Regions from separate parts of the Homo sapiens genome. Here region 2 is linked to region 1. The links are chromatin contacts, found by Hi-C or POLR2A ChIA-PET in ENCODE. All regions are on one chromosome and are shown on one strand. The core of a region is the stretch at or near the end of the contact, and the rest is flanking DNA. Distances in the headings are between cores, read along the strand shown. Region 1 holds the start of TP53I11 (tumor protein p53 inducible protein 11). Region 2 overlaps PRDM11 (PR/SET domain 11).

Evidence for each region. A loop is a pair of places that touch in the nucleus more often than their neighbours do. ChIA-PET counts read pairs that join two places held with the same protein, here RNA polymerase II (POLR2A). Pooled maps may share reads with other maps.
Region 2: a pooled map shows a loop between it and region 1 (1.9-fold over the local background). The contact joins the enhancer-like site here to the promoter of TP53I11 in region 1. A Hi-C loop is called at or near these places in 1 of 168 maps with a recorded cell type or tissue (sigmoid colon) and 1 of 50 pooled maps. POLR2A ChIA-PET finds 5 or more read pairs at or near these places in 2 of 52 experiments (A673 and BJ).

The regions. Positions count from the first base shown.
Region 1 is chr11:44,949,297-44,952,746 of GRCh38, reverse strand. TP53I11 (tumor protein p53 inducible protein 11) reads left to right here and starts at 1,864. Exons shown (of 7, transcript NM_006034.5): 1 at 1,864-2,070. RefSeq lists silencers at 1,675-1,934, 1,965-2,094.
Region 2 is chr11:45,207,907-45,211,486 of GRCh38, reverse strand. All of the region lies in intron 5 of PRDM11 (PR/SET domain 11), which reads right to left. Among named protein-coding and RNA genes, the nearest start is that of PRDM11, 63 kb to the right of the region's middle. RefSeq lists enhancers at 1-591, 592-1,339, 1,340-2,087. Within about 2 kb of position 1,511, at least 24 of the 41 ENCODE cell types and tissues checked have a DNase peak (open chromatin) inside an H3K27ac peak, as active enhancers do; they include A673 and sigmoid colon, where a contact is called at or near this core.

The DNA.
Region 1 (3,450 bases), core at 615-3,114:
GAGGACATTGCACATGAATGACGCTGGGGGCCCTCCCTTCAGCAATCCAGAGCCCTGAGTGCCAGAAAGGCAGAAGAGGGAGTGACAAATGAATTCATCAACCCAGCTTGGCCCAGCTCTGTAAAGGCAGTGAGGTGAGACTGAGTTGTTGCAGAAATTACTATAGAGCCTTGAGTCAGATGGCTCCACCCAACACACCTTAAAAATAATCCTCATCTAGAGTCACATACTTTGATTGATTGATTGATTCATTCATTATTGGCTATCACTGTCTAGGTGTTTGGCTGGGGGCAGTGTCAGTGGCACTGGGGCATCAGAGTTTATCTACCTTAGTAATCAGGACAGTTTATATTCACTGAGCACTTACTATGAACCAAGGACTGTTCTGTTTACTTCCTTGCCAAGGGCACAGACTCTCCTGCCCAATCCCAGCTCTGGTGAGGACAGTGGGAGCCTGCATGGCACAGAGTCCATGCACAGTAAACATGAGCAGCTCCTATTAACTCTAAATCTCTACAGCAACCATAGCCGGTTCTTACTATTGGTTGCTCTAGGTGACTTACTTTGTCCAAGGCCACACAGGCACTAAAAGGCAGAGTCAGGATTTGAACCTAGGTGATCTGGTTCCAGAGCCTGCTCTATTAACCGTTAAGGAACTGGTGCAGACAGAACCGAGACCTGGAGTCAGAATGCCCACCTAGCTAGATGCCTGAGGCAGCCACTCACCTCTTTCTGTCTTATTTACTTGTGAAATGGAGCATGTCATCAGCCTTGCCTTCCTTTTCCCGCAGCCCCCCACCCCGGTTCCTGGCCCACTGTGACCATCAGATCAGATGAAAGAGATCCAGGCATTTCTCTAAGGAGAGCACAGGGTGGTGGGGGTTGGGGTGGGAGAGAGCACATTATTTTCCCACCATAAGGGGTTGAAGGAGCCCAGAATTTGGGGGTGGGGCCTTGTCTGTAGGAGCCTGGTTCTCTCAGGTTGACACGCCACCAGAGAGCCTCCATGACCCCCAACCCTCATCCTCACCCCAGCCCCCCATAGGATGTGTAGAGACAAAAGGTTTGACAACTGTAGCGCCAACAAGCGTCCTAGAGCCCCAGATAAGATCCTAGCCTCCTGACAGCGCAACTGACAGCAGCATCTCTGAGGCTGGATTTTAGGGTGGAGTATGAAGAAGGTGGCCGTAGTGACAGTGGGGTCATGTTATTTGGCCAAGTCACACCAAGCAGGGAGAGAGAAGGGTGGGCCTAGGCTGGAAGCCTGAAGGCTGAGTGAACTCAAACTTTAACGACCATGGCCTGTAAAATGGGACTAAGCACAGCGCCCTTATGGGTTGCTGTGAAAATCAAATGAGTTAATACTTGTAACTCCTTTAGCATATGGTGTCTGGCATCAGAGAGTGCGCAGCAAACGGTGACTATTGTCGTGACTGTGTTATTACACACTTGGGTATCACCGCCAGCCAAAGCAGTCCCTTCCATTTCAGGCACCGGCCTGGGCCCGGGAGACACCGCAAGGCTATTTAAGATGGTGTGGTTTGCCCATCTACGTTGATCGTCCCAAGAAAGGGGCACCGTCTGCAGAACTTGCCAGGAAAGTCATCCTGGGCGGCGCGGGCCACGCCAGGGTCTCCCCGCGCGGCTTCCTCCCCCGGCGCCTTCTCTCGGGCGCGCGTGCGCCCCCTGCAGGCGGCCCCCGGGAGAGCCTCGCGGGGGAGCCGGGAGCCTGGTTTCCCCGCCAACCCCCATCCCGCCCGCCCCGGCGGCCACCCTGGGGGCGAGGCAGCCCGGCGCGTGGGAGGGGACGGCGCGCCATTGGCTTGTGCGCGGAACCGAGAGGAGGGACCAGCGCGGGCCGCCAGACTCGGTAAGCCCCGGCCGCGCAGGGCGCCGCGCGCAGTCCAGCCGGCCCGGCCCTGCCCTGCCCTGCCCTGTCCTGCCCTGCCCTGCCCTGCCCTGCCCTGCACTGCCCGGCCCGGCACGGGCGGCGCGATGTGAGGCGTCCGAGCCCGGAGCCTCCGCCTGGCATCAGCTCCACGTAGCCCAGCGCCGGCACGCGCGAGGCCCGTAAGTTCTGCTCCCCGCCGCCGCTTCCGAGCCGCGGACTTTCCCCTCCCGCCGCCCGCCGCCTGCGCAGCGCAACCCAGCGGGGCTCCTGCGGCCGACGGGACCGCAGAGGGGCGGCCGGGACCCCGCGCGCGCTAACCGGGCGCCCCGGGACATCTCGGCACCCGCTGAGCCCGCTGGGACCCCAGGGGGTCGCCTCCCCAGCTCCCCAAGGCGCCGTCCCGCAGCCCCTTCCGTCTCCCCTGCGCGCTCTCCCCTCGCCGCCCCTCCCTCTGACTCGGTTTCCCCTCTCCCCCGGCTCCGCGGTCGCCCTCCTCCTGGACTGCTTATTTCGTCCTCGGCCACTGCCTCTCGGGCTCGAGCTTTCTGCTTCAGAGCAGGAGAGAAACGGAGCGAAAGCAGTTTCTGTCTCCCCGGGGTCTGACTCGGTCCCCCGCGCTCGGTTCTCTGTCCCCTCCCCCTCCCGCCATTGTTCCCGGCAGGAGGAGTGCGCGGCGCAAACTTGCGAGTTCCCCCAGTCTTTGCCCCCGCAGGGCCGCGGACGGAGGTGGTGGCGGAGTTCCCGCTGCCCACAAGTCTGGCCCGACCTTCTGGGGTGGGGGCCTGGGGGCAGGGGCCCTGGGCCGGAGAACCCGGGGCCGCCTAACGGCTCGGAGCTCACCGCCGGGGGACACCGGCGCTGAGGCCTGGGTCTCAGAAAGTGGGTGAGTGTCTGGAGCGGGGACATCAGGGACAGATTGCAGGGGGAGGGGCGAGGCTGAGAGAGTCCCCCGTCCCCAGGCTGGAAAGGGGCGGGCAGAAACCCAGGCCGCGCCTTAGCCCAGTTAGGGGGTGGGTAGGGGACGCACAGGTGGAGACGCCCCCCACTCTCCCCAAAGTCGCGCGATCTGCAGGAAGGGTACAGTGTGGGGCCACTGGCCGGGCGCTGGGTGGGTTAGGGCCCCTGCCGTGGGCAGAACACTCGCACCTACCCGGGGGAGGCTGTGTGGAGGAAGGGCCAGAACGCCGCGCCCACCCCGGCGCGCCCCGCTGGGCGGGGCGGGGCGGGGCGCTCGCCTTGGGTCCCCTCGCTCTACCTTCCTTCGCCCTGACCCAGTCTCGGGCTTCCGCCTCTTCCTGGAGCCCGGGGGGAGTGGGTTTCTCCGCCGGAGAGATGGAGGCTGGGGCAAGAGCAGCGCGGAGGCCAAGAACCCCCAGGCTCCTCCAAAGCCCAGAGCGGCTGGCCAAGGCCCCCTCACCGCCCCACTACCCTGCACTTCCTGATTGGTTTCTTTCAAACAAACTTCTTGACGGGGCGGGCCTGCGGGGAGAAGTCACCGGGGCTGCCCACCCCAACTATGTGGTCCCTTGGACCTCCACCCCTGACGGCCTGTGGAGAGG
Region 2 (3,580 bases), core at 262-2,761, 260 kb before region 1:
GCCCAGCCTCTGCACATGTGGGTCCTGCTTTCTGGTGACCAAGGGTATGGGCTGATCCCTGTGGCAGGATTAAATGATGTATGGGCTGACCCTACTGACAGGCAAGCCCTCCCTGCCTGGATCTGCGGACTCAACTCAGAACCACCCCCCAGGAAGGTGATGGGGAGGACAGACAGGTTTATCTTACAGTTACCTCATGCCTCCCAGGGGTCCTGGGGGCTCACTTGGGCCAGCTTGGTAAGAGTCCTGTGTCTCTTGGCAGTGTTTGGTGGGACAGCAGCCATCCCCTGAGATCCCAGAGACCTGTCTAGCATGGCCAGTGTTGGAAGGAGTGAGACCCGGCGAGGTGATGCTGCTCCTTCCCTCCCAGGTCCCCGTTCTGCCAAGCCCCTGGCCGAGTGCTGCCGCAGCTGGCCACTGCCAGGAAAAGGAGGGCTGTGAGCCTGCCATGGGGGTGAGCGGGCTCTGCCTGATGGCACACTCGGGCTCCCTGCCAGCCCAGGTTACCTTTGGTGGCCTCATTACATTCAGTCTCAGGGAGATGGAGGGGTGAGCGGAGCAGGATGCAGGGAACAGGCTTTACTGGATGCTGACCCCCCCATTTTTTCTTATCACGGGGTGGAATCCTCTTAAGACTTAGGAAAACACTGATTCACAGGAAGCCAGCAGACCCGGGTTCAAGTCCTGCTTCTGAATTGAGCTCAGGGCCACCTTGGTTTTCAGAGCTTACTTTCTGCATTGCAAGGAAGTTGAACTAAATGGTCTCCATGTTCTTTTCCAGTCCTAAACATCTGACTCTGTGAACTGCCACCTGTCAGGAGCCCCAGCCAAACAGGAAGCAAGTGGATCACAATGGCAGGGGGCCCGGGAAGGGAAGGTGCAAGTGAGTCTTTGCAAAGCACCTTCCCATGGGCTGAGCCACGGCTGCTTCCCTGGGGCCCCTCCTGCCTGGCTCCCACCACTCACGAGCCGGTCAGGCAGACGGCCTCTAGTGGGGACTGCAGCTGGCGGGGCACGGGGGAGATGTGCAGAAGTGGAAAGGAAGGGTTGCAGTCCCTGCGGAGGCCTTTAGTGCTCCCCCTTCTGCTGAGCCCCAACTAGAACTCCAGCCCCAAGGGACACCCGCCTCGGCCGCTGGGGCCCTGGCTTCAAAGTGCATGTGAGACACAGGAAGTAGAGAGGAAAGGCAGGGACAAGTACAGAGGGAGAAGAGGGGTGGGGAGCGGGTGGCGGAGCAGCCAGGAGGATGGAGAGGGAGCTGAGAGGCAGCACACAGAAAAGTGGGGGCAGGCAGCGTGGCTCAGGCAGGGGAGTAATAATAGAGGAACAAAGCAGTCAGGACCAGACACAGAAAGGAACTGATCTTTCCATGGCCCGGCCCGGGCCTTCACAGCTTGGCCGCCTCGTCTCCAGCCCCCTCCCCCGCGCTGCTACACTTGGGCTTTCCTGGCTTCTCACTGTTCCTGGAACGTGCCAAGCGCCTTCCTGATGCGGGGCCTCGTACATGCTGTTCTCTGCCTGCGCGCCTCCCCTCCCCTTCTCCGCGCCCCACGCTGCTGCCTGGCCTGGTTAACTCTTACTCTTCACATCCTAGTCCGCTGGACTTCTTCAGGGAGCCCTCCCCAGTCCCCAGTGGAGCCAGTTTTACCCACTCCTTAACTCTCAGACAGAGCTGCTACATAACCTGCAGGGTCAAATGCAAAATGAAAACGTGGGGCCCCTGGCTCAAAAACTATGAAGAATGTCCAGATGGCGACAGCAGAGCCTGAAACCCCGCGGCCCCTGTGACTGTTCAGGTTGCATGCTCATGAAGTCAGCCCTGCTCTCGGGACCTCCTGGACTCCTGTGTCCTCCATCCCTTCGTTTCCAGTTTACTCGTGCAATTATTTAACGTTGGTTTATTCCTAGGAGTCCAGGGTCTCCCCAAGAGCAGGGCCTGCGTGGGGTTTACACACAGCTGTCTTCCCAGCTCCTAGCACGGCTCTGGCACGGAGATGCTCAGTAAATATTCGAGAATGAATGCAAAAAGGGATGGAGAGGAGAAGAGTGGGAGAAGGAGGGGAGGATGGAAAGAGTGGGCTGGACAGAGAGGGACAGGAGAGAACCAGAGGGAAAGTCGGTGGGAGACTGTGGACTGTAAGCTGGGGGGCAGGCAGCCGGCTGGGTGGCGGGGGGGACTGGTGATACTCACAGCTGGTCGAAGGGCTGTCGGTGCCATCCAGTTCCGCCCTGGGGAAGCCGCGCCCTGCACGGGCCGTGAGCAGCGCCGACTTGATGGCCCTCTCGTGGGCCGTGAGCACGATGGTGGGGGCCCGGCCCCCGGCCCCAGGGCCCGACAGGGACTGCTGCATGAAGGCCAGCTTGTCCTTGGTCCTCCGTTTCATGTCATCCCATCTGTGCTTAATGTCCTTGACGGAGCGGGGCACCTGGCTGACGGAGGTGATTTTCCGGGCTATGCCTTCCCAAATCTTGTCCCTGTCAGCATGGGACAGCCGCATGGTCTCCCTCCCAAAGAGCACTGCTTCATGGTGGGTCACCTCTGTGACAAGAATGTCCAGCTCCTCCTTGGAGAACTTGGGCTTCCTCTTACGCTCAGCCAGGTGTGCCACATTCCTTGGGTTGAATATCCCACAAAGCACAATTGGGTAAATGACCGTCAATGCAGGTGGTTCTCCTTCCTAATTGCTGGCCCCCAGCTGGGGAGCCAGGAGGCACCTGGGGCAACCTGGCCCCCACCACACCCTCCTCCTACTGAGAGGTCCCTTCCACTACTCCTCGGAGGGGAGGGTGGAAAGAAGAGACGGCGTTACATGGGAGGGAGCACTGAACTCAGAGTCGAAGGCCTTGGTTTCAGGGCCTGCTTTAGCTCTTACTAGCGGTGAGAGCTAGGGCAGTTCATGTTCAACCTTTCACACCTTATTCTCCCTGTCCAGAATAACAACCACAACTCTTCGGGTTTATTACTAAGGAGGGAAACACATCATGATGTAAGGGGCTTAAAATCTCTTAAAGATAGCAGTAAAGGATCTTATTGAAATTAGGATTAGCCCATTGCCTCTATAAAGCGATATTTACCTACAGCCCTACAGCTGAATGAATGGCTCGGAAGAATACGTAACCAGGGAAACTATTTACACTGGCTACCGTTGGGTGTAGCAGTGACAATGCCATGATTAGGGTGTGGCCACAGAAAGCTTATTCTGCCTAGTGGCTCTCTTCCCCTTCCCCGTCCCGGTCAGTTCTCCAAGCCCCCACCTTTGCATATGTGCAGGCAAACAGGTTTCCTTCCCATGGGAGTGCTTTCTTCGGGGGTGGGCTGCTGTGACTTTTTGGTAGAATTTGAGAAGCCCACGACTGTCCTGAGGGAGTCAAGTTCCACTTTGGTGGACACCAGGGGGACCTGGGATTCCCTCTCAACTGAGCAGCCAGAGGCCCTGGGCAAGGGGCACAGCATGGCCCTTCCATCCCACTTGGCTCCTGCTCTGGCTTTGGAACTTGATTTCTCCACATCGTGGCTCTGTCACCCTTTTAACTAGTGATAAAAGGTGAAAAAATCCACCCAAGAGAGGACATGAGGGTA